Regions from separate parts of the Homo sapiens genome. Here regions 1, 2, 3, 5 and 6 are each linked to region 4. A link is an interaction called in ENCODE POLR2A ChIA-PET data of the cell type or tissue named here. Cell type or tissue: CD4-positive, alpha-beta T cell. All regions are shown on one strand. Links, peaks and the distances in the headings refer to the core of each region. The heading gives the core; the rest is flanking DNA.

Region 1 (4,950 bases), core at 462-4,461, 110 kb before region 4:
TAGGGTCTCCGGGGTTTTTATAGGCACAGGATGGGGGTGTGGCAGGCCAGGGTGGTCTTAGGAAATGCAACATTTGGGAAGAAAAACAAAAATGCCTGTCTCACCTAGGTCTGTGTGGGTAGAGCTCTAGCCAGGGACCACGCCCTCCTCTACCCAGCACTTCCCTTCCCCCATTCTATATCATTTAAAGGGACCATGCTTTTCCCTTCCCAGCACTGCTATTGCAGTACAAATTTATGGTTTAGTTAGGGTAGGTTAAATGGCTACCAGTAGTTGACCTAAGAATTTAATCACTCTAATACAAAAAATACATTTCTCCTTCTTTTTTTTTTTTTTTTTTTTTTTCTGAGACAGAGTCTTGCTCTGTCGCTCAGGCTGGAGTGCAGTGGCACAATCTTGGCTCACTGCAACCTCCGCCTACCAGGCTCAAGCGATTCTCCTGCCTCAGCCTGCCAAGAAGCTGGGATTACAGGCATGCACCACCACGCTTGGCTAATTTTTTGTATTTTTAGTAGAGATGGGGTTTCGCCATGTTGGTCAGGCTAGTCTTGAACTCCTGACCTCAGGTGATCCACCTGCCTCAGCCTCCTAAAGTGCTGGGATTATAGGCATGAGCCACCACGCATGCAACTGTCCAGGATAGGTGCTCCAGAGATTCAGGGACCCAGACTACATGAGTCTATGTCTTCGTAAGCAAAGGACTCATGTTAGTGAATAGTCTGACTAAATGTCTTATCTTAGACATTTTCCTATTAAGAGGTATAGATCTGCAATAAGAAAGTAAATTCTGCTGCTTAGTCAAAACTCAGAATTTTCAGCCAATAGAATTTAGTGTATGTGACAATAGGGCATCTGTATTAGAGAATGCCCATTTAAGGCTCTCTTAATTGCCCAATCTGAACCCATAACGCTGTGGGGCTATTATGAGCTTTGCACAAACCTGGATTCAAATATTGCCATTCCTATTACTTACTGCCTATGTGACTTTGGGCAAATTACTTAATCTTTCTGAACCTTTGAATGCAGATATTAAAACAAACCTACCCAATGTGTAGATTTGATTTGATATAATATATATCAAATAGATATATAAGTTTGGCATTTACTAAGTGTTGAATAAATGGTAGCTATACTTATTTGAGGAGCTCACAGTTATGATATCGGAACGTGGGTATGAATTTGGACAGATCTGTGTTTGGATCCTCATTCTTGCTAGTTGTATGTATGACCTGGGCAATTCTTTCCTTATTAGGTTCCTCATCTGTTAAATAGGGATCATAATACCTATCTCTGAGTGTGGTTATAAGGATTATACACAAAAGACTCCTAGTATAGTAATTAACACAAACATTCATTCAATATAAGGCTTCAGTTCTTGTTTTTATTTTTATTACTTTCTTTTCAGATTAAGAAGGCAATGTATGCTCAACTAATTTTGAAAAATACAAAAGGTTATGAAGGAGGAAATAAAAACCTACTGAACATCCACTACCTGGAAGACATTGTCAATGTTATATCTTGAGGGCTTCATTCCAGCCTTTCTTTTTTTATTAGGCTATTGTTTTTAAAGCTATGGACTGTGGAGTTCCCTTTGGTTCTATACACAGGGAGTTCCCCACTTTGTGTTGTGAAAGGGAAGCCAGAAATCCCTACCAGTGTAAAAATAACCTCCCCATTAAAACCAAAAGCCTCCAGTTAATAATAGAGAGCTTCAAGTGAAGAAATAATAGCCCTTCCTAAATTAGGCTAGATTTGCTGCCATCTTGGAAAGAGGAATGAAACCCCATAGGAATAGGAAGGGCTGGGAAGATCTGGGGGTGTGTGTGAGTCTGGGGCTGCTGAAGACACTTGACCAATTTACAGTCTCGCCGTGGGCTAGTTCTGCTAGGAGAACATCTAGTACTGATTCCAGTCAATAGGGTATTCTAGTCACAGAAGGACTGTGAGATTTGGCAAAGATCACAAAGCAAGAAATGCAGACAGAAACACTCAAAAATTGCAGCTTGGGATAGAGCAGAAGTAAAACCCCAAATTCTGGATTCACATGTTCTGACATACCCAGTTTATCTGGAACAAGAATCAAAAATTTAAACTGAACAGCTACCAATCAGGACTTATGTCTTCCCTAAAAGGCTCTGCAGTATGGGCACTCAAGGAATATTTTTAAAAAAAATAATCAGTGATAATCTGATAATGAAATAACAGATGAGTTTGTCATTTTAATTTCTGTACCTCCCCTTCCTATTATCACTGCCCAGACATTTTGCCTTAGTCTTTAAAATGTAAATTTACCTACAGCTATTCATTCTGCCTATTCTAATGCCTGTCAAACCAAAATGAAAGAAAACTGTACCAAGGCAAGTCTGAGATCTTCGTCTCAATCAGTAAAATCTTCCGCGGAAGCTTGCACTACTCAAGCAAGACAGATCTGAGCTCTTGATACAGTTAGGAAATGTGACCTACTTTAAAACCCAGCAGAGTGTGTGTGTGTGTGTGTGTGTGTGTGTGTGTGTGTGTGTGTGATGAAAGTGAATTGTTTTGCTGAAATCTGACACTAAAAATAGGGCACCGGATCCTTCCCCTGCTGGAAAAAGAAAAAAAAGAAAGACATTAAAATGAGTGTGTGTCTGTATGTCTGGGAATATGTCTCCATGGCAACCATTGTCCCACCTCCCCTATCAACAGCATTACCCCTCTCCACGGAAAGAGGGCATATGAACGCCTTTCCCAGCACCCCTCTCAATCCCTTACTCCATGAAATCTAATTAAAGAGTGAAATGAATTTTAGCGCTGGTTCCAGAGGCTGGGAGAAGTCCACGACTTGGGGGCAGGGTAAAGAGAGGAGCGCTGGGGGAGGGACAGGGAGACCTGCCCTTCCACACTGGAGCAGCAGCACGCGACTCTGTTCTCATTTTTAAAAAGAGCCACAGCTCCCACGCTGAGGAGCTGGAAGGGAGTGATAAACCTGCCATGCAACGATGTTATTACTTTAATGGATACAGGACCGGTTGAGCACTTTATTTCCACCAGGGCTTTTTACTTTGCATCTTCCCTTTCCACAACATCCAGTTTTCCTCAGACACTCCCCCCTTTACTAATGAACGTTGTCCCCATTTCTAATCCCGCTCAGGTGAGGGAGAAAGCAAGCATTATTTGAGATAATAGGTCTGCCTCTGGGGTGAGGCGTATGAGTCAATCACACTGGTGAACAACCCCACCCCCCAACCTCAAAAATCCTTTTCTGTATAGATTAGAAGCCAGAGAAGAATAGGGGGACATGGAGTGGTGAGGAAGACACTCTGGGGAGGTTGAAGCTGATTTGGGCAAATGAGCTTCAGGGTTTTTTTAGCATCTGCCAGGGACCTCCCTTCCCCCTTTCCAGCAGCTGCCTGCCCTCCCTCCTCCTTCCCCCACCTTTAGTGTCCAGTCAGCAGCAGCTCAGGCGCCTCCCTCTCCCTCCTTTTTGGCCATCCCTGCCCTTAGCTATCTGGGCATCTGTTCCTCATTCCTGCATCCAAACATTTTCTCCAGGTTGGCTGTCAGTCCGGCATTGTGCTGCAGGGGTCTCAGCTGGAGCAGAATTGCCTTCACATGAGCATGAGCATTCGGACAGGTCTGGACTTGTCCCTCTGACAAGGAGGAAGCGGTGGCAGGAAGCCTGTGGGCCCTCCTGGGAGAGAGGGGAGAGTTAGTTTTACACGGGCTCCAACTGTGTGATGTTTCAGCGACAAGAAGAAGGAAGAGCATGAAGAGTAAATCGGAGCCTGTCACTCAGACTTGTGTCTTCTGTCCTGGTGGACTGAGTGTGGCGGGCTGCAAGCACAAGGAAAGTCAAAGATGTGCTTTTTTACCCACAACAGGGTGGCAGGGTCGAGAGTCGATTGGCACAGGGCAGCCAGCGTGTGACTGTGGGCACCAGCAGGAGACAGCACCAGCTGTGGCATCTGCAGTAGCCGCCACCTTGACTGCCAGCCCTGCCGCTTCAGCAGCAGGCACCTCCATGTCCTTGGAAGGGATAACCAGCCTCTCCACCTGGACAGTGGGCCTTAAGCGAGCCTTCCCTTCTTGCAGCCAACTGAGGCAGCCGGCACCCTTGCTTGCCAGATACCCTGAAGCGTTCTGGAAAAAGTCAGGGAAGACCCACAAGCATGGGTCACTGTCAAACCAGAGAAATTCCTCTGACTTTAGTTTTTTTTTTTTTTGCCCAGGTTGATGTGGCTTAGGGCACATGGCTTATCCACAGTATAATCATGAGAACCAATATTTACTAAGTCCTCACTCTGGGCCAGAAATTCTTCTAAGCATTTACCAACTCACTTAGACTTGCAAGAGCCTGTGAAACAGATGTCATTCTTGTCTCCATTTGACAGAGGAGGTAAGAATATTCTCAAGGTTATATAGCTAGAAAGTGGCAGTGGCCAGGGTGCGATGGCTGACGCCTGTAATCTCAGCACTTTGGGAGGCCAAGACAAGTGGATTTCTTGAGCCCAGGAGTTTGGGACCAGCCTGGGCAACATAGTAAGACCTCATCTCTATAAAAATTTAAAAATAAATAAATAAAAAGTAAAAATACAGCTAGAAAGTGGCAAAGTTATGGTCTCAAATCAGACAGTTTGAACTCAGAGCCCATGTGCTGGCCTCTCAGACTGGGATCTACTCAGTCACTGGACAACAACAAATCTCCAGTCTTCATCAGATTATCTGATTTTTTCCAAATTGCTTAGGAATTCTTTAAACATCAAAAATTCATTATATAACCATTATGTAAATAACATCATTAAAAGCATGTTCAAATGAGAAAAAGAAGTCACTACTAAACTTACCACCCCAAAGCAACTGATTTTATATATGCATGCTTTTTTGATCCTTGCACTCACATGTTCCATATAGTGAAATATAATTCTGTATTATGATTATTTCCTGATGTTATAACATTGTATTATAAGTGTA
Region 2 (4,950 bases), core at 553-4,552, 230 kb before region 4:
GACCCCAATTCATTATGCCAAAAGGAAAAATTAAGCTGAAAGTTGAGTCACACAAGAAACTGCCTTTCCTTGAGTTCCTAAGCAGAGAGTTACAGATAAAAAGCTGCTGTCTCCACGGGTAGCTACTCTATGTTCACCTTATCTTAAGAAAGTGCCAATTTACTGAGCATGAGAAGAATACAAATTGACCATTCCCCTACCTACTTTTTTTCTCTTGCAACATATGGATTCAGTAATGTGACTGTACCCTCCCTCCTTCCCCTCTGGCCAGCTTTTCCCCTTAACTGAAGGTTTTGAAATAATCTTGAGAAAAAGGCACAAACCACAGATTTTTCCTGTGGTTCTGTGTTCCTTTTTGTCCCTAATGTTGATGAAATAAACTTCTAAATTGATTGAGATCTGTCTCAAATTCTTTTTGGTTTACAAAGGTAAGAAGTGAAAATTTCATTTCAGTTCTCTCACAATCTAATACCTGAAAGACAAGCACTGTAAAAAAATTCAGCATCAACCCTTTCAGGCTTTTTTCCAACACATACCTTAATAACAACATAGTATGCTATGGTATACTGGTATACCCATAGCATAGTATAAACATAGTATCATATATAAAAAGGACTAATCCTATAGATATTGTTTTGCAATGTGCTCTTTTCATGTGATTTACCAAAAGCATCTTTCCATGTCTTACTTTTAGGCCTATGTTATACTATTTTGATGGTTATACAATATTTCATAATATGGATATACCATAATTTTAGTTGTTTGCAATTTTTTATTACAAAAATGCTACAACAAACGTCCTTGAACAGAATTTTAAAACATCTGTGCAATCATTTCTGTGGGATAGATTTCTCAAATTAAAATCACTAGGTGAGAAAAAGACATAAATTTTAAAGTTTGGTGGAAATGATAAATTCCTTTCCCCAGAAGGTATTGATTTACATTCCCTCTGATGTTGTATGAGGGTTCATTTCTCCACACACTCATGTTAATAATGTAAATTATCATCTTTTCTAATTTTACCAATCTGATGGTGAAAAATGGTATTTTATAGCTAAGATATATACATATATTTTTGGTCACATTAGACTCCTCTTGTAGGTTTGATATTTCTTCTGCGAAATATTTCTTCTGCAAGCTGATCATTTATATCATTTGCCCATTTTAAAAACTACTTTGTATTGATTGGTAAGAATTATTGGTAAGAATATTTTGAATATTAATAATTTTATATATATTGCAAATATTTTGTCACGCCTTTTCATTTTGTTCCTTATTTCTTCATCTGCATGTAAATCTTACTTCTTTATATCATCAGTTGTGTTCATCTTTTCTTTCTTACTTTGGATTATATGTTATATGTAGCCAGGCCTTCCATACTCAAACTATAGGAATATCTTTCTATATTGTCCTTTTAGCATTATTGTTATTATTTTATTTATTTAGTTATTTATTTTGAGACAGAGTCTCACTCTGCTCCCCAGGCTGGAGTGCAGTGGCACAATCCTGGCTCACTGCAACCTCCGCTTCCCAGATTCAAGCAATTTGCCTGCCTCAGCCTCCTGAGTAGCTGGGATTACAGGCGCACATCACCACACCTGGCTAATTTTTGTATTTTTAGTAGAGATGGGTTTCACCATGTTGGCCAGGCTGGTCTTGAACTCCTGACCTCAGGTGAGGAGGTCCGCCTCGACCTCCCAGAGTGCTGGGATTATAGCTGTGATCCACCACCCCCGGCCTCCTTTTAGCATTATTATAGTATTTTTGCATTTAAAACTTTAATCCAACTGTAGTTCATTATTGTGGATGACGCTCATACAACCATGAGGTAAATATTTGGCTTTCTTTTACCCAGTAACAGCAAACAACTGCTTTGACTTAATTTCATTTCCTTGGCAACTTTCTGACAGATAATATCCATATTTGTACTTAAAGTTGAAAAAGAAAACGAGCACCACTTTTGCAATTTTTACTCACTGTGACCTAAAGAATTATAACCCTGAAAATGTGCTTTGGAAGTCTGTCATGGTTATTTCTCTTTTTAGGCATCTTTTCAGGGCACACCCGTCTCTGCATCACTGTCTGTTTCCTTGTGTCACAAATTTCTGTTCTTTTTTTCTCTCCCTGTTCCCTCTCATTTATTTTTTCTCCTAATCTCTCCTTTTTCTTAACCACCTATAATGTTAATCACTTTAAATGCTTTTGACTCCTTTGTTTTGGTAGTTTAATTATATTTCATAGTCTCTATGCTTCTTTGTTTTGGAATAAGTTTTTATTTATCTAACTGTGAATTTCACTAGAGTTGTAAAATGTATGCCGAACATAGGATTTGGGGATTGCAAGCATTTACAGCTGATATTCAATTTCTTTCTTTTCACCACAAAAACGATTTTAGAACATGAAAAATATCTTTGGAGAAACAAAAAAATCAATTTCCTCATCATTTTATGGGTCTACATTTTTCAATATAATCATATGGGATAAATGTTTGCATTCTGCTATTGGCTTGTGAACATTTACCTATATTTCTATGTGGTCTTGTTAGGGACAGTATACCTAAGTGGATAAAAGGCTGTGTGGTTGAATTTGGCTTCTTGTTTACAAAAGAGTGATCCTTAGTGATCTACTTAGCCTCTCTGTTCCTTTTCTCTTTCACTGAGATGAGAAAACCTATCCTTCCCAATTTTTTTGTGTGAGAATTAAAATGCAGCAAGAAAACACACACTCATAAACACATCTGCTTTGGCAAAGGAGCACATCAGAAGGGCTGGCTTGTGCGCGCTCTTGCTCTCTGTGTATGTGTATTATGTTTTATGTTACTGTAAAAGATGTAAAGAGAGGCACGTGGTTAAGCTCTCGGGGTGTGGACTCCACCAGTCTCACTTCAGTTCCTTTTGCATGAAGAGCTCAGAATCAAAAGAGGAAACCAACCCCTAAGATGAGCTTTCCATGTAAATTTGTAGCCAGCTTCCTTCTGATTTTCAATGTTTCTTCCAAAGGTAAGCATAAGAGTCAAAGAAGTCCCAACCCAGCTTTCCCTGAAAGTGACTCTCAGTAACTCTTTTGCTTTTTATAGGTGCAGTCTCCAAAGAGATTACGAATGCCTTGGAAACCTGGGGTGCCTTGGGTCAGGACATCAACTTGGACATTCCTAGTTTTCAAATGAGTGATGATATTGACGATATAAAATGGGAAAAAACTTCAGACAAGAAAAAGATTGCACAATTCAGAAAAGAGAAAGAGACTTTCAAGGAAAAAGATACATATAAGCTATTTAAAAATGGAACTCTGAAAATTAAGCATCTGAAGACCGATGATCAGGATATCTACAAGGTATCAATATATGATACAAAAGGAAAAAATGTGTTGGAAAAAATATTTGATTTGAAGATTCAAGGTAAGTGTTCATTCCCTTAATTGCTTTATTTCAGTGTGGGTGCTATTTGGCAAGTTGGAAAATAGCATTTCTAATATTCCCCAGCGCTGACCTCTGCCTCCAGGGGGGCTATACAGGAAACCAGATGCATGTCTCCTGCCCCAGTGGAGACTGTGGTCCAATGCGGGAATGGGATCCACACATCTGATAGACCCTCAAGTCTACCTGCCTACAACTCTGTCTTCAGGTGGTTACAGGAATGTGGGGTTGGGTGAAGAACCTGGATTAAGGTGGCATTAATCGGGAGGGGGACACAGGTAGGCCGAGGGAAAAGGCAACTGTTCCAGGTTGCTGATGAATCGGCGAGCTAAGAGTGGGGCGAGAAGAAGAGGCTGACTGGAGAGCAGCGGGCCTTTCATCGACAGAGCCCATTTCAAGCCAGGCTGCCCTGAAGGAGGAGTTATATGGCAGAAAAGGGCTGGAAACAACATATTTAAGGATGAACAGCCCTTATTTTGGATCTGCTTGTCAGAGTGATACAAGGTGGCAGGTGATTTTTGCTGATATGTGTAGAAGATGCACAAGGTGTGGCTTTGTATATCTCTGCCTGTACTGGGAGGACAGGAGTGGATATTGAGGATGGGGTTAGGGAGACTAGTTAGAAAGCTGCTGCTGTAATCCAAGTGGAGTGAGGACCAATTAAATCAGATTTTTTTTGCATGCGGCCTGGGTATCATTAGGTTCTAAAGCTCCCTGGGGGATTCTAATGAGCTGCCAAAGTCAATCGCCACTGGCCTAGACCAAAGGGTGCCTCTAAAATAGGAAGAATGAGGATAATAAGGGTCAGGCATAGAGAAAGGTGGCTTAGGCAAGGGAGAGAAGGTAGAGAAAGTGGAATCGAAATGCCATTGAAGTTGAAAGCCCGGGGGGATGCTGGGGAAGTAGTGACAAGAAGGGAAAAGAAGAAGCTGCGCTTGACTTGGGGAGGCAGACAGGAACCCCAGCATGAGCACAGGCCAGCCATTCAGTGAGCAAATAAGCATTTCTGTGCTTCACACAGAAAATATCACCAGAAGCAGGGACCCCACCTTCTTCCTCTCTGTCTCCAGCCCCATCTTCAGCACCTGGGCCTACCAGCAATCCCAGATAGTGTCAGATTGCCCACTCCAGCAATCCCAGACACTGTCAGCTCCCCTGAAGTGACAACTTTCCACACCCTAGTCCTGCAACCTTGAGTGGAGAGCACCTTGTAGAAATGTAGTGGGGTTGAGCATGGCGCTGAAAAGGGCCTCTGATTATGGGCTCTGGAAACCACAGATCTCAGGACTCCAAACAGCACAAAACTCGAGTGTCCTGTTTTGAGTGTGAGCCCTACGCGGGGGACCATGCTGGTGTTTTCACATTTGGGTCGCATTTAGCATTGCGGCGGAAATAATGGCTACCAGTTAGGGGTCAAGTGCTTGCTTACATGATCTTATTTAAAGCGCCCAACAATACTGAGACCTAGTTGTTATTATCTCCTTGTTATATATAAGAAAACAGAGACCTAGTCAGAAGCAGCTTGTCCAAGGTCT
Region 3 (4,950 bases), core at 450-4,449, 250 kb before region 4:
AAACAGTATGAATTCCATCCTGCCGAGATCTCCTCCAACTTCCCTCTCCAGCTTCACCACCTGCCTCCCTCCTCTGCTCAACCGGAGCAGGTATTCCCCGGTTCAGTGCACTGAAGCCTGGCTTCTGCCATTTCCTCTGCCTGGAAGGTCCTGCATCTACCTCTTTGTGAACTTACAACCTGTTTGTCTCTTCAGGACCAGCTCAGGTACCACCTAGCTGGAGTCCCTTTGGCCTCTGGTGAATTCCATGTGCATTTCTCCCAGGTCCTGAGGTCCCTGGGTATCTGTCTCATCTCCTTCATCTGTCTGAATCCCAGAGAAGAGCAGGTGCTGCTCTGCCTTGTTCATATCTGTAGTCCTTACCTCCCTTCACTCATAGGCAGCTGCAGATACAGATGGGGTCTGGAGAATTTGGGGATGTGTTGGAGGGATGGGGTGAGAGAGGAGGTCTGGAGAACTCCATGTTCATATCCGATTCTGTCAGAGTTTGAGAAGTGCAACAACAGAAGTAGAACTAACTGACATGCCCCTATGACAGTGAAAAGAACACAGGTCTTGGAATCAGAGAGCCTGGTCTCATCTCCTTGCTAAGTCTCCTTAGACAAACCATTTACCTTTCCCAAGCCTTGGTTTCTTCAACTACAAAAATGTGTATGCCACAAGGATATTGTTTGGATAAAAGAATATCATTCTTGAGGGGGGAAGAAGTGTAAACTGGAAAACACTATGCAAATGTAAACGAATGTGTAAAAGATGTTCTAACCAGTGAAATTGACAAGAGTGTGGCTCAGGTTGCTGCCAGAGGGTGGCAGCAGCAGGCAGGGACTTTGGCCCACGGTCCTTTGAAAAAAGCTACCCTGGAAACTGCCAGAAAGGGATACATTCGCTGGGTTGCCCTGAGATGATCAGCTCATCTGACTGAAGAGATTGCCCTCTCTCCTGGAGTGGGATCTGGCCAGGGCTGAACCAAACCCCAGAAGTCTTCCCTTGAGTGATTTTCCCCAGATGTTTTTTACGGCCACCCTCACCATCACGATGCTGTCCTGAAATTTCCGGCATTCGGTGTAGGTGTTTTCTTGGTGACCTCATCTAGTCTTCACCACAAACTTTTGAGTATAAGTGAGCAGGCCAGATTGTAACTCCTTCCCACAGATCATCATTTTTTTTTTTAAATTTTCATTTTTATAGAGACAGGGTCTCACTATGTTGCCCAGGCTGGTCTTGAACTCTGGCCTCAAGCGATCCACTTGCCTTGACCTCCCAAAGTGTTGGGATTACAGGCGTGAGCCACGGCACCTGGCTGCACCTCACCATTTCAGACATGACAAAACTGAGGCCCAAAGAGGTTACTTTGAAGATCACACAGATACTAAATAGGAAAAAGTTAGAATTTGCATTTTAAGCCTGGGTTTCTTTTTTTAGCTTGAATTCCATTACATCATCACTTCTTTCACCTTGCTTGTTCAGTTATTCATACAACCAGCACTTTTTGGGCTCTTGCAGTTTGCTGGAGAGCTGCATAGACTTCCTACTACTTAGCCATGGTGGCCGCTCTCCTGGCCTAGGCGAGCCGATGTCTCCCACCCTTTCTGTTCAGAGCTAGGGCCTCAGTCTATCTTCCTCTACTCTGGGCAGCAGGCGCCACCTCCTTAGTGTTCTGGGGCTCATATCCCAAGCCCAACAGCTGAGAAAGGGCTCTGTCTCCCCCTGCTCCCTACATCACAGCTTCTTAGATCACAATCTCACAGGCCCTGCTGGCTTTATACTTAGGCAATCCTGAGAAATAACTAGGAAGAGGAGGGTAACAAAAACAAAAATAAAAAGCAGAGAAAAGTAACGCATACCTAAGGAATCATATAAAGTTTCCTAGTTCTTCTCAATCTACAGTTCACGACTTCTCTGCTACGAAGTCTTCAAGCCCTGAGCTTGAGTTCTCCTGACTTACTTCCGAAGGTGAAACTTCTCTATTTTGTCTCTTTTATTCTCTTAAGTTGGCCTCATTATCAGGAACATAGAGGCAATCTGGGAAGAAAGCTGACATTTGTTGAGCATCTCCTAGGGCCAGGCATCGTGCTAGACCCTGGACACACGTCACTTCATTTGACCTCACAATAGGCTTGAGAACAAAGCATTTGTCTTCTTTTACAAATGTGGAAACCGAGACGCAAAGACATGAAATGACATGCCTAAATTCGTGTTTCTAGCATGTGGTGGCTCAAAGCTCTTTTCCCTTAAAGCACATGATTATACAGCTAGCAACAAGCATGTACCCCTTCTCTCAGAGGTGTTTAACGCTTGGGGGAATTCCAAGGTCAGTGACTTTCATATCCGGAACCCAGGCTTCACACAGGAACTGGCACTGTGGGCCGATTCTGTCCTCTCTGCTTTGTGGGTGGGAAGCCCAAGAGGAAAAGAAAACTCAGTTTTTGCCTTGGAGGAGATAACACCTGACAAAGGAACAAGCTCTCAGAGACAGACTTTTTGGCTGGAAAAGAGTACATCTGCTGCCATGGTGCATGCATTGGTGGCCGATAACATTAGGCTGCTTTTGTGAGAACACTCACCTCTTTGCCTGGCAGTGACAATGTTTGTGGAATCTGATTTTGCTGCTGATACTGATACTGAAATTCTGCTGTGATCATCTAGATACAACCAAGATAAACATCAATAGGACCTGGCCACAGACACACAGTGTGGCCTTTCTGATCATCACTGAAGCCCTGGCAAATATCAGTTTTTTTTCTTTTTGTCGTTTTATAAGCACTTTGTTTTATTGCACAGAAGCAATTGAAACTGGACACAGGTGGAAAGTGCGCCCTGGCATAATTCAGTGCCCAGTGCCCGGCCCCACCTGGACCACTCTTCCAGAATAGAGGTCTCTGGGCAAGGGCTTGACCACTCCTTTGGAAAACAGAAGGCATTTGGGAACAGGTTAAGACATCTCAAGCATAATGTGTTTCTAACTGCTTGTGGTCATCTGTCAGTTGCACATAGAGGCAATAAATGCACTTATTTGGAAAGGAGGGGGGCAGTTTTTATAGTCAAGTATTTACGTATGGCATTTGGCATGTATCACATTCGGCTACATAAGCTATCATAACATAATTGTCCATCGCCTCGGGAGGGTGTGGGGGCAGGAGGCTGGGATTGCCCTCTTTTGCTAACATATTGCTAATGAAGTTCCTGTTTGAAGAGGGAGGCCCTGTCATCTAAGCAGTTTCTTCTTACATAAAAAGTAAAAATTGCATTACTCTGATCCTTGAGCTCCAGGACCCTTTTGAGTTTCTTTGGCTGCTCCAGACATTCCTTTCTCCCTGCCTTACTTCCCCTTGGCAGCCTTGTCTTCTGTGGCCTTCTCTGGAGGCCTGCTGTCTTTTTGGTCTGTGCTGGAGGATTTTTCAGCCTTTTCCGCCTTAGGTTCACTGAGCTCCTTTGAGAGGGTCGTCTTTGGCTTTGGGTCTTGGGTTTCTCCTCAGGCTTCTTGAACTCAGTGGCCTTCTCCTCCTTGGTATCTTTTTTCTCCATTGCTGCTGCCGCCTCCTCCCTCTCTGCTGGTTTTCTGGGTTCCTTGGCCTTGGCATCATCTGGTTCCTTCTTGGCCATCTCTGTCTTCTCTTTGGGTTTAGCGTCTTCCTTCACCTCCACCTTGGCAGGAGCCTCCTTCTCTAAGGTGGCTGCTTTTTTCTTATCTTCAGCCTCTTCCTTCTTGGCTTCAACTTTGGATTCTTTGGGCTTTTCGATGGCAGCTTCCTTCTCCTCCACCTCGGGCTTTGGAGCCTCCTTGTTGGATGACTCCTCTTTCTTGCTCTCCTTCTCTGTTTTTGGCGTGGCGGTAGCTTTCTCTTCCTCTGCCTTCTTTGCAGGCTCTTTGACTTTTACGTCCTGGGGCTTCTCCTCCTCCTTCACTGGGGACTTCACCTCTTCCTTCTTTGGGATCTCCTTCTCGGGGGCCTTGGCATCCTCTTTCAGGGGAGACTTCACCTTCTCTGGGAACTTGACCTCCTCTTTGACAGGGCTTTTGGCCTTTTTGGGGGATTTATCTGCAGAGGGCCTTGCTTCCTCCTTTGCTGGAGTGTTGGCTTCTGGAGACTTCACATCAAGAGTCTTGGCCTTCTCAGGGGACTTTGCTTCTTCCTTCACTGGGGACTTGGCCTTCTTTGGAGACTTGGCCTCAGCCAGTGACTTTGCCTCTTCCTTTGCTGGGGACTTGGCCTTCCCGGGGGGACTTGATCTCAGCTGGAGATTTTGCTTCCTCTTTCTGTGGGGACTTGGCCTTAGCCAGTGACTTTGCCTCTTCCTTTGTTGGGGACTTGGCCTTCCCAGAAGACTTCACCTCAGCTGGGGATTTTGCTTCCTCCTTCTCTGGGGACTTGGCCTCAGCCGGTGACTTTGCCTCTTCCTTCACTGGGGACTTGGCTTCCTTCTCTGGGGATGTGGCCTCTTCTGCTAGGGGAGACTTTGCTTCTTCTTCTCCCCCTTTTGCCTCCTCTTCTTCACCCCCTTCTTCCTCCTTGACCTCCTCCTCTTTGGCCTCTTTCTCCTCTTCTTCAGTCACTTTTTCAGTCACTTGGGTCTCCTCTGTCTGTTCCTCCACAATCACAGTTTCTTTCTCAGACTTCTCTACCACTTTGATCTTCTCTTTGCTTTAGACCTTTATGTGAGTGGACATGGAGGGCATTTGGAGGAGTCCTTCTGGAAGTGAGAAAGGAATTGGGCCAAAGCCAGTCTGACATTCCTCACCTTCCAGGAGTTTTCTGTAAGGGGCTATCTCTATATCCAGAGCCATCTTGACATTGAGCAGGTCCTGGTAGTACTCTCGCAGCTGGGCCGCCATTTCTCACTTGGTGTTCCAGCGTCCAGCTGCTGAGTGGCTTCCTGGTAGGAGGCAATGTCGGCCTGATGACGGTCCTCCAGCTCAGAACACTGCCTGTCCAGTGAGTCGATGGTGCT
Region 4 (4,950 bases), core at 469-4,468:
GTGAGGATCCAGTGAGACCGAAGGCATGTAGTGTTGTGCTTGCCATACGTAGTAAGGGCCTCATACATGGATGTGGCCATACATATGACTTCTGCCCATTGCACTGACCCCAGGGTTTTGGCTTGGTAATCCGTAGATGACATGGCCTTTGATGTGTCCTGGTTTGCGGTGCACTCTTTTGGCCTGGACAAGGCTCCTGTGCTCCTGTCTTCCCTGGATCGGAAGGGCATCGTGACCACCTCCCGGAGGGACTGGAAGAGCGACCTCAGCCTGGAGCGCGTGAGTGTGCTGGAATTCTTGCTGCAAGTGCATGGCTCCGAGGACCAGGACTTTGGCAACTACTACTGTTCCGTGACTCCATGGGTGAAGTCACCAACAGGTTCCTGGCAGAAGGAGGCAGAGATCCACTCCAAGCCCGTTTTTATAACTGTGAAGATGGATGGTAAGAATGTCACCCAAATTTCTCAGTGTTTGGGAATGTCTTCTTCTTGTGCCAGGCTGTAGCTGACAGAACCCAGGTGGCCACAGTTTGAGGAATGTGCCATAGCACGTCCTGCTTTCTTTCTAGACCTGGCCTGAGCCTGCACCCAGAAGGGCACCAGCAGCCCTTGCAGTTTCCCCAGCTTTGCTATTATGTGCTAGTGTCACCATTGATAAATAATTTTCAAGACTTACTAGAAAAATTTTCAAGGCTTTGCCTCTTCCATAAATTTATAGAAACTCGCTTTATGGTGTCCGAGGGTTGGCATGGATTCTGCTAGGCACAGGCAGAGAGCAGCCTTGAGAGAGAGGGCTCAGGTCAATAGGGGAGGCTATAGCTTAGGGACCTGCTACTCTCACTACCACTGGTTTTGCTTCTTAAGAGAGACTCATGGCTGGGCACAGTGGCTCACGCCTGTAACCCCAGCACTTTGGGAGGCCGAGGCGGGCGGATCATGAGGTCAGGAGTTCGAGACCTGCCTGGCCAACATAGTGAAACCCCGTCTCTACTAAAAATACAAAAAAGAAAAACAAAATTAGCCAGGAGTGGTGGCGGGTGCCTGTAATCCCAGCTACTCGGAGGCTGAAGCAGGAGAATTGCTTGAACCCAGGAGGTGGAGGTTGCAGTGAGCCGAGATCGCACCATTGCACTCCAGCCCAGGCGACAATGGGATACTCCATCTCAAAAAAAAAAAAAAGAGACTCCTTCTGGAGTCAGTGGCACAGAGTGGGTACTTCACGGAGCCCCAAGATGGGAGGATGAGCTCCCAGCCTCGTTGGCCCACGATGAACACCAGGGTCAACCTAACTAGACAGTCAGAGCTTTGTTCCTTGAGCATCCCAGAGTGGGGACAGTTGTTCCTTGGTTTACAAAAAACATGTCTCCTTTGTGGAAAATTTCAGAAAGTACATGTTAGTCGAAATAACTCCATAAAGAGAATTAAAGTCCAGGGGCCTCCGAGGATGAGTAAAAGCCTTTTGAGTGTTTCCCTAGTGATCAGTCAGATGGAAATTGGAGCCCTAGCTCTTCCACAGACTACTTAGCCTTTCTGATCCATTTTCTCTCGTAAAATGGGATAATAGTCTTCTATGGGGCTATTTCGAAAATTAAACCTTAGCAAACGTAAAGCACCTAGCCCAGTGGCAGCGTCCACCCAAGGAGCATGGGTACTTATGGGGAAAGGAAGGTGGGATTTCAAGGGTGGAGTCTAAATGGTGTTTGTGCATTTCTGACACTTAAATCATCTGTACCATATTTTGCATCTTAGGAATTCCTTGCTTGAAGTAACTCCGTATAAAAACCCAGATTTAACAAACAGGGGAGTGATTATTCACTTTGCTAGATAATTTAGTATAGTGTTACTTAAAATAGCTCCCTTAGTACACTTCAGTTATTTGATGCATAGGATTGATTTATGCATGGTTTTTTTAAGGATGCATCTGCTGCTGAACGTGCGGTGCCCTTATACTGACTTTTAAAAATCAATCTTTTGCCAAAACCCTAAAAAGCAAGTTGACATTCAAAGGCATCGAGTGAAATCTTCTTTGTGGTTTTTATTCTCCCCGCAGAGCTGGGTAGGAAGACATTTGCTCATTTTTGTGACAGATAAGGCTGAGCTTCTCCTGTCTCCAGTGGTGTGCTAGGTGCTAGATGCAGGAGGAATGAGACCTTATCTCTCGGGAGATCCTGCTCCAGTGGGGAAGGGAGGCGAGGGTGCCCCCAAAGCGGCCTCCCTCGCAGCACTGACTGGCTTCCCCTTTGATCTCTCCCTCCCAGTGCTGAACGCCTTCAAGTATCCCTTGCTGATCGGCGTCGGTCTGTCCACGGTCATCGGGCTCCTGTCCTGTCTCATCGGGTACTGCAGCTCCCACTGGTGTTGTAAGAAGGAGGTTCAGGAGACACGGCGCGAGCGCCGCAGGCTCATGTCGATGGAGATGGACTAGGCTGGCCCGGGAGGGGAGTGACAGAGGGACGTTCTAGGAGCAATTGGGGCAAGAAGAGGACAGTGATATTTTAAAACAAAGTGTGTTACACTAAAAACCAGTCCTCTCTAATCTCAGGTGGGACTTGGCGCTCTCTCTTTTCTGCATGTCAAGTTCTGAGCGCGGACATGTTTACCAGCACACGGCTCTTCTTCCCACGGCACTTTCTGATGTAACAATCGAGTGTGTGTTTTCCCAACTGCAGCTTTTTAATGGTTAACCTTCATCTAATTTTTTTTCTCCCACTGGTTTATAGATCCTCTGACTTGTGTGTGTTTATAGCTTTTGTTTCGCGGGGTTGTGGTGAGGAAGGGGTGATGGCATGCGGAGTTCTTTATCTTCAGTGAGAATGTGCCTGCCCGCCTGAGAGCCAGCTTCCGCGTTGGAGGCACGTGTTCAGAGAGCTGCTGAGCGCCACCCTCTACCCGGCTGACAGACAACACAGACCTGTGCCGAAGGCTAATTTGTGGCTTTTACGACCCTACCCCACCCCCTGTTTTCAGGGGTTTAGACTACATTTGAAATCCAAACTTGGAGTATATAACTTCTTATTGAGCCCAACTGCTTTTTTTTTTTTTTTTTTTGCTTCTCTGCCCCTTTTCCATTTCTTTTGTATTTGTTTTCTGTGAGAGCACTGAAATGGCAGCCCTGGAATCTACAATTTGGCTCTCCACTGAGCACCTTATCTTGCCACCTTAGCCTTAAGAATGAATATGAAGAAAAATACACAGCCACCTCTGTCCAGGGCAGTAAGAAGGGCTGCAAGGAAGGGGAGGATGGGGACAAGGAAAGGATCAGATACCTGCTCCAGTAGTTGTGAGGCCACTGTGTCTCAGGGGACTCCAGGAGGAGCAGAAGAGGGATCCCACGAAGTTATTCTTACGCAGCTGGGGCCAGGAGGGTCAGAGTGGTGCCAGGTGCAAGTTAGGCTAAAGAAGCCACCACTATTCCTCTCTCTTGCCCATTGTGGGGGGCAAAGGCATTGGTCACCAAGAGTCTTGCAGGGGGACCCACAGATATGCCATGTCCTTCACACGTGCTTGGGCTCCTTAACCTGAAGGCAAATTGCTACTTGCAAGACTGACTGACTTCAAGGAATCAGAAATTACCTAGAAGCACCATGTTTTTTCTATGACCTTTTCAGTCCTTCAGGTCATTTTAAGGTCCACTGCAGGGGGTTAGTGAGAAAGGGTATACTTTGTGGTATGTTTTGCTTTCCTAATAGGGACATGAAGGAAACCCAGCAATTTGCTGTTATGTGAATGGCCTGTAGAGCAGAGTCAAGAGCGGTGTGCTTTGCCCGACTGCTCCCATCAGGAATAGGAGAGTAGACAGAGATCTTCCACATCCCAGGCTTCTGCTGCTGCTTTAAAAGCTCTGTCCTTGGAGCCTCCCGCTCCCTGAAGTGTCTCGCCCCCTGCACAGCACTGGCCTTTCGGAAGCATCCCAGTAGGGTTTTCTGAGGCTCGCTGGTGACTCATGCCCTAATTGCAATCCTCTGCTTTTATCTTGACTTTGAAGGATCTAACACTGCTCTCTCTTCCAAAGGGGAAAAAAAGATTCATTTGTTTTGAGCAATAAACTAATACAAAATGATGGCCATTCATGTGCAGCTCTTTGTCACCATGGGCCGGATGAGTTGTGCTCCTCCTGGCTCACCATTTCCCCCTGCTCCCCCACAGCCGGTTCTGCACTTATCACCGAGTCGCCCCTGGAAGCAGATTCCCATTGAGTTTTCCCCACCAAGGGGACCATGCACATGGTAGAAACATTAGATTCTGCATTGACAGTAGCCTTTCCTTGGCCCGGGCCTGTGGTGGGAAGACGGGCAACAAGTATACCCCACCAGGGCCTGAGTGACTAGAGGAAGAGGACGAGGCCTTGTTGGCACTAGATTTGGGTATTTTCTGCATGTCATAACATATCCTAACTGCTATTTCAGAAGAGGCAGCTTGTAGGTGATTGTACAAGTGAGAATTAAAGAGAGAACAGATATTTAAACAGGTGCTGTATTAGTAACAGCCAGTGCCCTTTCAGCCCTTGCATCTATTAAAAGGAGATTCAGGATTTTATTGGCACAGGCCCTTCTTAGTAGGAAGAAAGGGTGCTTAGCTTTGGACCTGACCGGGTGTGTGTAAAACCATGGACTGAGTCACAGCAGACACTCGATGGTGGTAAATGTGATGGGTGCTTACACACTGTACCTTTTCCTTTCATACTGATGCTGCAGTTCAGGGCTGGAGTTGTTAAGGCATTGACCTCCACCCACCTGCCCCATGTCCACTGGGCTGCCCAAGCTGCATGTCACCTGAGGGCTGGCAGGAAGGGGCGAGAAATCCCAGGGCATTGTACCAAGGACCTAGTTCCTTCTAGGGATATAAATTTCCAGGAATGTGTATTTTTAATGTGGTGAGATGCACTCTTTTGTTGTACCAAATAGGGCTCCCCACCCCACCCCTGCGACAAGTGCTCTTCTAGAACAGGTTC
Region 5 (4,950 bases), core at 276-4,275, 220 kb before region 4:
CGCCTGTAATCCCAGCTACTCAGGAGGCCGAGGCAGGAGAATTGTTTGAACCTGGGAGGCAGAGGCTGCAGTGAGCCAAGATCGCACCATTGCACTCTAGCCTGGGCAACAAGAGTGAAACTTCAACTCAAAAAAAAAAAAAAAAAGAGGTAATTATTTCACCCCAGGGAAAAACTTCTCTTCCTACCTCCCTCTGGAGCCACTGCAAAGACGGCCTTGGGTGCAGGGACTGAAATACCTAACTTACAGCCTAAAGGAGTCCAGAGGGGCCAGCAGGGTGCTCCAGGCCTCTAGCAGCTGGGCACCTTCACAGATTCCCTGTGATTTTAAGAGTACAGGAAAAACTACATTACGAGTAGCTGTAGGCCTGCTTTCATGGACTGAAGTCACACAAAGAAGAAAATCCTGAAGGGTGAGGAGAGGAGGAGTTCTTTCCCTCCTAAGGCCAAGAACATAGGTCTTGAATTTCTGAGAAGCGAGTAAATTTCTAAGGACAAAAAGTTCCTTGCATGTGTTCCAACCTCTTGCCGGAAGGTGGATTGCATGACAGTAGAATTGGGGGAAAGGCAGATCTAACATAGAAATGCCTCAGAAGGAATGTAGTTACTAATATCCTCCATGACTGCTCATAACCCCTTCCCATGCGCTCTAACCATGAGGTTCTTGCTCTCAGGGAACAATTTCTAGGTCAGCACAGAGGTAGGGTTCCAGGTCTGCGTGCTCTCTCTGATCATGGGAGCCCCAGGCACAAAGCCCTCCACCCATGTGTCTTCTTCCTGCTGATTCCTTGAGTTCTCTTGTCCTAGGCTTTCACTCTACCTTATGGTGAGCACTTCTTTCTCTCCTACAAGCTTAGAGTTCTCAGATAGTAGGGGCAACTTCTGCTTCCTCATTGCATCCCCCAAAGCAGCTAGCATGGCGCCTTGCATATAAAAGGTACTCAATATTTACATTGATTTCACCTGGCCAAGATGAACTCTATTGAGGTTTTGTTGTTGCAGATGAGGAGCTGGAGACAAGAGCCCACAGAGTAGCTACTGAAGAAAGGGGCCGGAAGCCCCACCAAATTCCAGCTTCAACCCCTCAGAATCCAGCAACTTCCCAACATCCTCCTCCACCACCTGGTCATCGTTCCCAGGCACCTAGTCATCGTCCCCCGCCTCCTGGACACCGTGTTCAGCACCAGCCTCAGAAGAGGCCTCCTGCTCCGTCGGGCACACAAGTTCACCAGCAGAAAGGCCCGCCCCTCCCCAGACCTCGAGTTCAGCCAAAACCTCCCCATGGGGCAGCAGAAAACTCATTGTCCCCTTCCTCTAATTAAAAAAGATAGAAACTGTCTTTTTCAATAAAAAGCACTGTGGATTTCTGCCCTCCTGATGTGCATATCCGTACTTCCATGAGGTGTTTTCTGTGTGCAGAACATTGTCACCTCCTGAGGCTGTGGGCCACAGCCACCTCTGCATCTTCGAACTCAGCCATGTGGTCAACATCTGGAGTTTTTGGTCTCCTCAGAGAGCTCCATCACACCAGTAAGGAGAAGCAATATAAGTGTGATTGCAAGAATGGTAGAGGACCGAGCACAGAAATCTTAGAGATTTCTTGTCCCCTCTCAGGTCATGTGTAGATGCGATAAATCAAGTGATTGGTGTGCCTGGGTCTCACTACAAGCAGCCTATCTGCTTAAGAGACTCTGGAGTTTCTTATGTGCCCTGGTGGACACTTGCCCACCATCCTGTGAGTAAAAGTGAAATAAAAGCTTTGACTAGACCCGTGTCTGCTCATTGTGTGAAGGATCCCAGTGTCGAGGAGAGGAAGCTGCCGAATAAGAAAGAGCCTCGCTGGTGTGACAGCAGGATCAAATTCAGTCAACTCAATCCGGCTGAGACCTCCTTAGTCCTCACCAGAATGACCCGAACATGCTCCCCAGGTCTCAGCTGCAAAGCTGGGTCCAACAACCTATTTGTAGATTTCCATAATGAATTAAAGCCTCCATGCACAAACGTTAACAGGAGTCACCAGAAAACTTAACATTTTAGGTCTTACTTTCTTGACTGTTCAGACACGGTCATAATGACCTGTACTGTCATCCTTCAAAACAAGGGAATCTATGGATACTGGAGGTGTCATGAACTCATCAGATGACATACAAAAAGATAGGCTAAGAGACAACTCAGTTGAATCAAATCTTAAGTGTCTTAAATGACTATGATTAAAAGGTCAGACCCCATCCCCAGCTAGCAGTCATGCAGCTGTACTTTGAGGGAAGTGGGGAGAAAAAAATAGTTTTCAGTTAGAGTTCTAAAACAATAGGTGGTGAGAAGGCACCTGCTTTGAAATGCTGGTGCCTTGTCTGTGGTCCTGTCTGCCCGCCTTCTCCTTGGCTTCTTAGACTTGCTAAACCTTGTTACACTCTGGCAGGAAGCTCTGAGGGCTAAACCACAAAAACTAAGTACATTCAGGACTTCCTGTGACAGCTCACTGAGGATTGAACTACTTTTTCCTCTGAATCTGAGAGTCTATTTTTCCAGCAACCAGAGTTAATTACTAAGGGCAATGATGAATGAAACCTCATCGCCTCCCAAAATTCAAACACAAAATCCAGCTAGGTAACAATTGCCACAGGATCTACCCAGTAGAGAGATGAGGGCTCTGGCCGGGCATGGTGGCTCGTGCCAGTAATCCTAACACTTTGGGAGGCCAAAGCAGGTAGATCACCTGAGGTCAGGAGTTTGAGACCAGCCTGGCCAACATGGTGAAACCCCTTCTCTACTTAAAAAAAAAAAAAAAAAAATTAGCCGGGCATCGTGGCACGCACCTATAACCCCAGCTACTCGGGAGGTTGAGGCAGAATAATTGCTTGAACCCTGGGGTGTGGAGGTTGCAGTGAGGTGAGATCGTGTCACTTCGCTCTAGCCTGGGCAAAAGAGCAAAACTCCGTCTAAAAAAAAAAAGGAGAGAGAGAGAGAGAGAGAGAGAGAGATGAGGGTCCTAGCTCTGCCCCTTTCTCATTCTTCATGATACCCATGAGTGATTTCATTGGCTATCTCACCAGAACAGCTCATACGCCATTCCCTTAAGAAAATCTTCCCTGGTCTATTCAGCCCTGGGCTCTGCCTTTCTTCTGAACTCCTGTGGCATTACATATGGTACAAAACACATACACCCTATTCAATCCTTCATCGTTCATTCATTCAACGAACATTTATTGAACTTCTACTATGTGTCAGGCTCTGTGCTAGGCACTAGGAAAACAGAGGTGTACAATTGCATCTCTGCTTTCAAGGAGCTCACCACCTGGTAGGCAAGAAACGGACCAACCATGGGACAAATGCAATGCAGTATGATAAATATAGGTCAGAGGCAAGTGCATGAACCCAGAGGAAGGACTTTGAACCCAGACTGAGTGGTAAGACTGGGGTGACAAAGAGGGCTTCCTAGAGGAGGGACGTTTGGGTTGCGTTGTAATAGATTAATTGAACTGGTGAAGCAGAGGTACAGAATTACCCATGTAGAGGCAACAGCATGAGCAAGGCTCATTTGGCTTTCTGTTTACACAAACATGTAGTTTCTTTTTCAACTACTGTATTTAACTGATTTGAAGATGTCATTGATTTTTCAACTACTGTTTTCAACTTTTTGTATTTCTTTTTCTTTTTTAACAACTATATTTAACTAATTTGAAGATGGCATTGATTTTAAGTGGCATCATTCTTTTACATGCCACTAAGAAAGAGAAGAACACTTCTCAGTTGCATTGTAACAAATACTAAGATACAGTCAACTTTCAGTCACAATCCCATTCCTGAGATATTAAAATGTGAAAAAATGTTATTTTATGTTAGTGCATTTTAGAATTGATGAAATGCATAGTAAAGAAGCTTTTTGAGTACAATGACCATTTCTCAATATCGCTGCCAGCACTTTATTGAAGCTATCATTAGCCAATTGATTCAATGGGTGAGCCCAGTCCTGATGAAAGGAAGGGAAGTGAACATACACAACATGCTTGTCCTCCTTATCCAGGGAAGATAAGACAGATTCTCTGCCCTGCACCACCATTAGGTGGGAAACACGAACCTTGCTTAAGATTTGTGCTGCTGTCACCCACCTGTCTGACACTGTGTGACATCCCACTGAACCTGCCCCAGAGCATGGACATTCTGAGAAGTAGTCAGGCCAGCTGCGTAGGAATAGCTTGTAGAGCTTGTGAAAAAAAAAAAAATGCTGACACTTCTGTCAGTCAGGTTGGGGGCCAAATAAACATATTTTTAAACAACCTCTCCAGCTGATTCCAATGGGCATTCAAGTTGTAGACAACCTTGGAGACTATAGATAATGCAGTATTGTAAGAAAAATAAACAGTTGTAGCCCAGTTAGCTATTCCCCCACAAGCAAATCTCCAATAAGAAGGCCAACCATGTTGGAAAAAATATCCACATAATTTAAGGCACTGGAACATCGCAGAGGTTTATATGAAGACAGAAAATTTAGAGGTTTCTGATAGCCTATCTGCCCACCCTAAATAATAGTCTAATACTAGCAGCTGGACCAGCTTAGCTCCAAAAGGGTCTCAACTGTAAACTGGGAAATTTCATCTCAGTCCTCCTGCTCCTTTTCCTTTGCTAATTTTCTAATGTTAGGCTCCTTACCCATGCTCAGTGGGTTGCAGTGACTTGGTGACTCAAGTTCACCAATAAGTTTGCCACCTCAGGACCACTGTACATGCTGTTCCTATTATACATGCTGTTCCCACTGCCCACACTTTTCACCTGGCTCTTCACCTGTCCACATTCTTCTTTCAGAGTTCAGACAGAAAGTCATTTCCTGGGGGAGACCTTTCCTAACTCTTGAACTCCACTGTAACGTGAATCTTGTGTGAGACCATCTCTGTGTCCAGTTCTGTGCCCATGAAGTTCAATGTAGTAGAAGACTCACAGGTATCGAAGCCAG
Region 6 (4,950 bases), core at 544-4,543, 62 kb after region 4:
AAAACATTGAGTGGTGTTACAGGAGTCTAAAGTGGCTGGGCTTAGCTTCAATATCAAATAAAGGTTACTGGCTCAGCCCAACATCAGCTCCTAACACACACAGGTGTCCAAATATTTCCCTTGAAATTCTTTTATTGATTGAGGAAAGGCATTCAGTTAGGATTAAATGTGGATCATTCAAATGCAGTAAACCAGTAGATTTTCCACCTGGCAACAGAAGGCTCAATGGCAACTCCGTATTTAATAGTAGTCTTTCCATACAAAAGAAACAGTAAATATATGAGCCCTCATCTATCGATGAGATGAAATTGAAGCCACTAACTACTATCTCTTACATTCCTCTACTTAGATTTTTTTGCTTCTTTTAGATGGTGTGCCCAATGAATACATCCAAAAAATTAATACTCAGGAATGTGTGCTCTGGATTCAGACTGCCTGGGTTCAAGCTCTGACGATGTCACCCACTAGCTGTGTGATCTTTGCTGGTTAATCTTGCTTTGCCTCAATTTCCTCATCCATAAAATGGGGATAATACCCATTACTTCACAGAGTTGATTGTGAGGATTAAATGAGATATACATGTGAGGGAGTCAGAACTCATAAATGTTAGGTGTCATCATCATTCTTAACAAGCTAGCCATTCCTGAAAAGGAAACGAGATACTTGCATTTTACTTCTTAATTCTTAGCACACTAGTAGAACAGGATGTGGAAATAGAATGCAAGCATGGGTTTTGCCACGAAATAGGATCATTGCTTGGGTTCTTAGCTCAAAAGGATAATTTAAGGGATAGGTAAGTATAAAGTTTCAGAAGTCAGGATATCAAGGCAGTGTGAACAGAGGAGCATGTGGATAGAATTATCTGAGTGCTTTACAGTTAAATGCAAAGCCAGGGTAGTTTAACCCAAGAGTTCCAAGTAAAGATATGTAATATATGGGAATTAATGAGAAATGGCATCACCAGAGACTCCTATTCTGAGGTACATTGTACCTATATTAATTACCTGTTTCAATTTACATGTAGATTTGAGTGCAAATGGCACATTTGGAAAACAACTATTATGGCAGATAGCAAATAATTAGTTTGGAATCTGTATTAGTCTGCTTGGGCTGCCATAACAAAATACCACCGATGGGGTGGCTGAAATAACAGATACTCATTTTCTCACAGTTCTGTAGGCTGGAAGTCCCAGTCAAAGTGCCAGATGATGTGGATTTTGGTGAGGACTCTCTTTCTGGCTTGTAGACAAGCCACCTTCTCACTGTGTAGTCACATGGCATGACAAAGAAGGCAAACTCTCTGGTCTCTTCTTAGAAGGGCACTAATACCATCATGACCCATCCTCATGACCTCATCTAAACCTAATTATCTCCCAAAGGCCCCATCTTCAAATACCAACACACTGGGGGCTGGGACTTCAATATGTGAATTATGGGAAACATCATTCAGACTATAGCCAAATTGACAGCATAATTAATGAACTGGACTGTGGCTTGTCCTGTACCTATCCAAGGTGTGCACTCTTCATGTCTGTTAACATAGTTCAGATGGAGTAAGTTATCTGAGTGCTACAGGTTTGGTATTTTTTACTGTGCATGTGTACACTTGGGTAGGATTACAACTTAAGAGCAAAACCAGTCAAGTGAACTGAGTAGAATTTCCCCACCTGCCACTTAGCAATGCTCCAGCTCTTCCATCAGAAATAGGTGATCACTGAAGTGTCAGAAACAGTGTCATCATGAAAGAGTGTAAAGATGGAAAGGGATTGCTTAAACATGCATGCAGAGCTCTGGGTGGGAATACAGAAACCCTTGACACCTCCTCCTCTGCAGCTGATCATTAATGCTGTTTCTGTCTGCCCTGAACTCAAGGAGAAATGTGGAGGGTCGAGCAGGGAGGATAGTGGGGAAAGCAGGAGAAGAAGAGAAACAGAGAGAAGAAACAGTGACAATTAGCACATAAGAGTGAGAAGGCAGAAATAAAAGCCAACAAACTACAGAGAAAAAAGAATTGACCAGCTTCTGCCCCATCCAGCTCTGCTCTGAGGCTCAAGTGGGTCTCTCGGATCCACCGTGCCAGCAGTGCTTGCAGCTCCCGAAGAAACTGCTGACCCAGAGAAGGAAGAAGGCTGAGTGCTTGCAGGAAGAAACCCTTCAGACACCAGGGGAGGCAGCAAGCCCCACCACACTGAGGCAAGGCCTGTCTCTGTGGTACAGCAGACAGGAGAAGTCCTGTCTTACTGTGTGTGGAAACAGGTGTGTGGGCTTCCGCTTAGAGTTAGGTGGAAGTTCAGTCTGCAAGGGAGGGTGAGAAAGTACTAAAGAGGAACAGAAGAGCTGGGAAGAGCTAGATCTTTTGAAGGGGATGTCTGCTTCTGCACCACGTGACAGTGGAGGATGCCTTGGATCTTCATCAAAAGAGGTAACTTCCTCTTCTCCTTGAGAGACGCAGCAAATCCCTCACTTACAACTTAGAACCTTCCTAGCTTTCATCCAAATGCATGTAAACCTTGAGAGAGCACCAAGAGGGAGAGAAAGGAGGCGACAGATTCTATAAGAAGTGAGACATGACAGTGTTGTGAGACAAATTGACGTAGGAGATGGTGGTGTGACTGAATCACTAGCCTAGTGTGAGGCGAGGGCCTCTGTTCTGAAGAGCCACCCCACTGAGGCCTCTGGGCTGCTTCCTGTGCTGCTCACCAAGAAAATGCCATGCCATGCTAGGCGCGGTGGCTCACGCCTGTAATCCCAGCACTTTGGGAGGCCGAGGCGGGCGAATCACCTGAGGTCAGGAGTTCGAGACCAGCCTGGCCAACACAGTGAAACCCCATCTCTACTAAAAATACAAAAATTGACCGGGAGTGGTGACGCACGCTTGTAATCCCAGCTACTCAGGAGGCTGAGGCGGGAGAATCGCTTGAACCCAGGAGGCAGAGGTTGCAGTGAGCCGAGATGGTGCCATTGCACTCCAGCCTGGGTGACAGAGCGAGATTCTGTCTCAAAAAAAAAAAAGAAAAGAAAGAAAGAAAATGACATGCCAAGTTAAACTCACTTCCTTTTCTGATGTGCTGCTTTCTGCTAGGCTGGTAAGTCATGGGACAGCTATAGATTCCGCATGCATGAACTGCAGCAAGGCCTTTGAACAAGAGGAACAACGTGGACACTATGTGACTCCATGCTTGGGTGAATGATCATACCCAAGGTGTAAAGACCATGGCAACGTGTTTACCTGTAGGAGATCTCTCCAGGTCTTGCTAAAGCACTCTGCCTTGTTGAGCATTTTTATTGGCAACTTGGATGAAGGGAAAGACAGCAGGCTTGTCAAGTTGACACAGAATTAGGAGATGGCACTAATAAGTCAGTTGACAGGAACAAGATTCAAAGAGATCTGGATAACCTAGAATAATGAATCAAAATTAACATGAAATATAGAATCCATAGTTAAGTTTAGGCAATTAGATGCACCAGATAGGGGAGATGAGCTCACGCATGAAAAATGAAAACAGTGTTTTGGTTGATTGCACACTTGATATATATTATTAGCATAACATACTTATTGAAAAAACAGAGAAAAAGATTTAGAGTTTTCCATTTCATATATAAAATGGTCATATCCAAAATAAAGGAGATAATTATCCCACGGCATTTTTCATATTGAATTTTCTTTGGGATGCCTCAAATTAAGCATACATTCATCAAAAAATACTGGCGAAACCCCATCTCTACTAAAAATACAAAAATTAGCCAGGTGTGGTGGCATGTGCCTGTAATTCCAGCTACTCGGGAGGCTGAGGCAGGAGAATCGCTTGAACCCAGGAGGCAGAGGTTGCAGTGAGCTGAGATCGTGCCACTGCACTCCAGCCTGGGCAAAAGAGTGAGACTCTGTCTCAAAAAAGAAAAAGCAAAATACTGGTGAGGGGGTGTCGGAGGGAGAAAAGTAATTGATGCAGTTGGACAAGTTTCTCTGGGCAAAGAGAATGCATGTGAAGTGCAGAGAGGATGAAATAGTCATATTCATATATTTTAAAGTGATGTAAAAATGGATCAGGTGTATTTTGTTTAATTCCACATGACAAGAAAGTGGAAGTTTCAGACAGAAAGATTTCTGCTCAATATGCATTAGAATTAACTAACATTTCGACACACCCAAACAGAACTTGCTATAACCAGAAGTTTCTATGCTGAATCCATTAGGGATGCTGTGGAAGGGATTTGGGAGGATGCATTAGGTGGCTTTAGGGTTCCTTCTACCCTATGATTTCATCCATTCCATTTAACAGATACTTATGGAATGTTTACATGCTGTGTATACAGTGATTAGTGAGCCAAACAGAAATAAGTCCCTGCTTTCTTGGCAATTACACATATAGTCCATGGAGAAGACAGACGATAAACAAGTCAACAGACAACTCTGAAATAAATGTTATGTGGAAAGCAAACCGGATACTGAGAGAGAACAAGGAAGAACCTTTGTAGATAAAGTAGTCAGGGCAAGTCTCACTGAGATGGTGCTTGCTGAGACCTACAGGATGAAGGGCTAAGTTTTTAAAGAACTGAGGAAAGCATTCCAGGCAGAAAGCACAATATGAATGCAGGCCTTAGGGTAATACAAAGCTTGGCACACTGAGGAACAGAAAACAGGTTAGGGCGGCTGCAATATAATGGGTGAGGAGTGGCGTGGCTGTCTGTGAGAGTGAAAGCAGGAAGGGCCAAACCGTGCAGCGCCCGTAGGAACCAAAAGGATGACTTAACCTTTTTCTCTAAGTTTAACAGAAAGTCACTGAAGAGTTATAGGCAAAGTAACAGAACCTGACTCATGTTTTAAAAGGTTGATGAGTTCTTTAAGGCCATTTTAGTACTAAAAAATAGCAGCAAAAACCAGAGGCTGCTCTGCTCTGGCTCCCAGGTTAACTCAGAAAGGAAAAGGAGGGAGAACCAGGAAGAACTCTG

The links. Peaks named below come from ENCODE experiments on the same cell type or tissue, not always from the same donor. Only the 100,000 strongest peaks of a DNase experiment are listed, where the experiment ranks them.
Region 1: POLR2A ChIA-PET joins it to region 4 with 31 read pairs; 5 of 35 experiments call an interaction of 5 or more read pairs at or near these places.
Region 2: POLR2A ChIA-PET joins it to region 4 with 13 read pairs; 6 of 35 experiments call an interaction of 5 or more read pairs at or near these places.
Region 3: POLR2A ChIA-PET joins it to region 4 with 36 read pairs; 7 of 35 experiments call an interaction of 5 or more read pairs at or near these places.
Region 5: POLR2A ChIA-PET joins it to region 4 with 16 read pairs; 7 of 35 experiments call an interaction of 5 or more read pairs at or near these places.
Region 6: POLR2A ChIA-PET joins it to region 4 with 15 read pairs; 7 of 35 experiments call an interaction of 5 or more read pairs at or near these places.

What each region holds. Positions count from the first base shown.
Region 1 is chr1:116,875,702-116,880,651 of GRCh38, forward strand. LOC105378927 (a long non-coding RNA gene) reads left to right here and starts at 4,317. Exons shown (of 3, transcript XR_001737804.2): 1 at 4,317-4,375. RefSeq lists enhancers at 2,960-3,491, 2,987-4,186, 3,492-4,023, 3,552-3,841, 3,892-3,971. In CD4-positive, alpha-beta T cell, for the core only: no CTCF peak of the experiment used is centred there; DNase peaks (open chromatin) are centred at 2,530 and 3,290; H3K4me3 peaks cover 779 bases; H3K27ac peaks cover 1,624 bases.
Region 2 is chr1:116,751,555-116,756,504 of GRCh38, forward strand. It overlaps CD2 (CD2 molecule), which reads left to right and starts at 2,876. Exons shown (of 5, transcript NM_001767.5): 1 at 2,876-2,999; 2 at 3,077-3,397. The coding sequence starts at 2,939. RefSeq lists promoters at 396-2,993, 2,551-2,993, cis regulatory regions at 626-1,125, 1,463-1,492 and a silencer at 1,126-1,629. In CD4-positive, alpha-beta T cell, for the core only: a CTCF peak has its summit at 3,059; a DNase peak (open chromatin) is centred at 2,847; H3K4me3 peaks cover 2,350 bases; H3K27ac peaks cover 3,234 bases.
Region 3 is chr1:116,736,662-116,741,611 of GRCh38, forward strand. It overlaps the pseudogene NEFHP1. Among named protein-coding and RNA genes, the nearest start is that of CD2, 15 kb to the right of the region's middle. RefSeq lists enhancers at 1,446-1,745, 2,214-2,423. In CD4-positive, alpha-beta T cell, for the core only: CTCF peaks have their summits at 802 (motif pointing right) and 1,001; DNase peaks (open chromatin) are centred at 930, 1,390 and 2,310; H3K4me3 peaks cover 338 bases; H3K27ac peaks cover 4,000 bases.
Region 4 is chr1:116,984,544-116,989,493 of GRCh38, forward strand. PTGFRN (prostaglandin F2 receptor inhibitor) reads left to right here. Exons shown (of 9, transcript NM_020440.4): 8 at 137-442; 9 at 2,258-4,950. The coding sequence ends at 2,424. Among named protein-coding and RNA genes, the nearest start is that of CD101, 15 kb to the right of the region's middle. In CD4-positive, alpha-beta T cell, for the core only: no CTCF peak of the experiment used is centred there; DNase peaks (open chromatin) are centred at 2,368 and 2,848; H3K4me3 peaks cover 1,104 bases; H3K27ac peaks cover 1,317 bases.
Region 5 is chr1:116,767,463-116,772,412 of GRCh38, forward strand. CD2 (CD2 molecule) reads left to right here. Exons shown (of 5, transcript NM_001767.5): 5 at 1,002-1,767. The coding sequence ends at 1,321. Among named protein-coding and RNA genes, the nearest start is that of CD2, 16 kb to the left of the region's middle. RefSeq lists enhancers at 1,755-3,254, 1,755-3,054, 1,755-2,854, 2,187-2,716 and cis regulatory regions at 2,202-2,222, 2,290-2,313, 2,388-2,410, 2,485-2,516. In CD4-positive, alpha-beta T cell, for the core only: no CTCF peak of the experiment used is centred there; DNase peaks (open chromatin) are centred at 1,459, 1,679, 2,379 and 3,419; H3K4me3 peaks cover 289 bases; H3K27ac peaks cover 3,154 bases.
Region 6 is chr1:117,046,938-117,051,887 of GRCh38, forward strand. It overlaps CD101-AS1 (CD101 antisense RNA 1), which reads right to left. Exons shown (of 4, transcript NR_110786.1): 2 at 3,230-3,397. Among named protein-coding and RNA genes, the nearest start is that of CD101-AS1, 10 kb to the right of the region's middle. In CD4-positive, alpha-beta T cell, for the core only: no CTCF peak of the experiment used is centred there; DNase peaks (open chromatin) are centred at 2,324, 2,624 and 3,114; H3K4me3 peaks cover 109 bases; H3K27ac peaks cover 1,736 bases.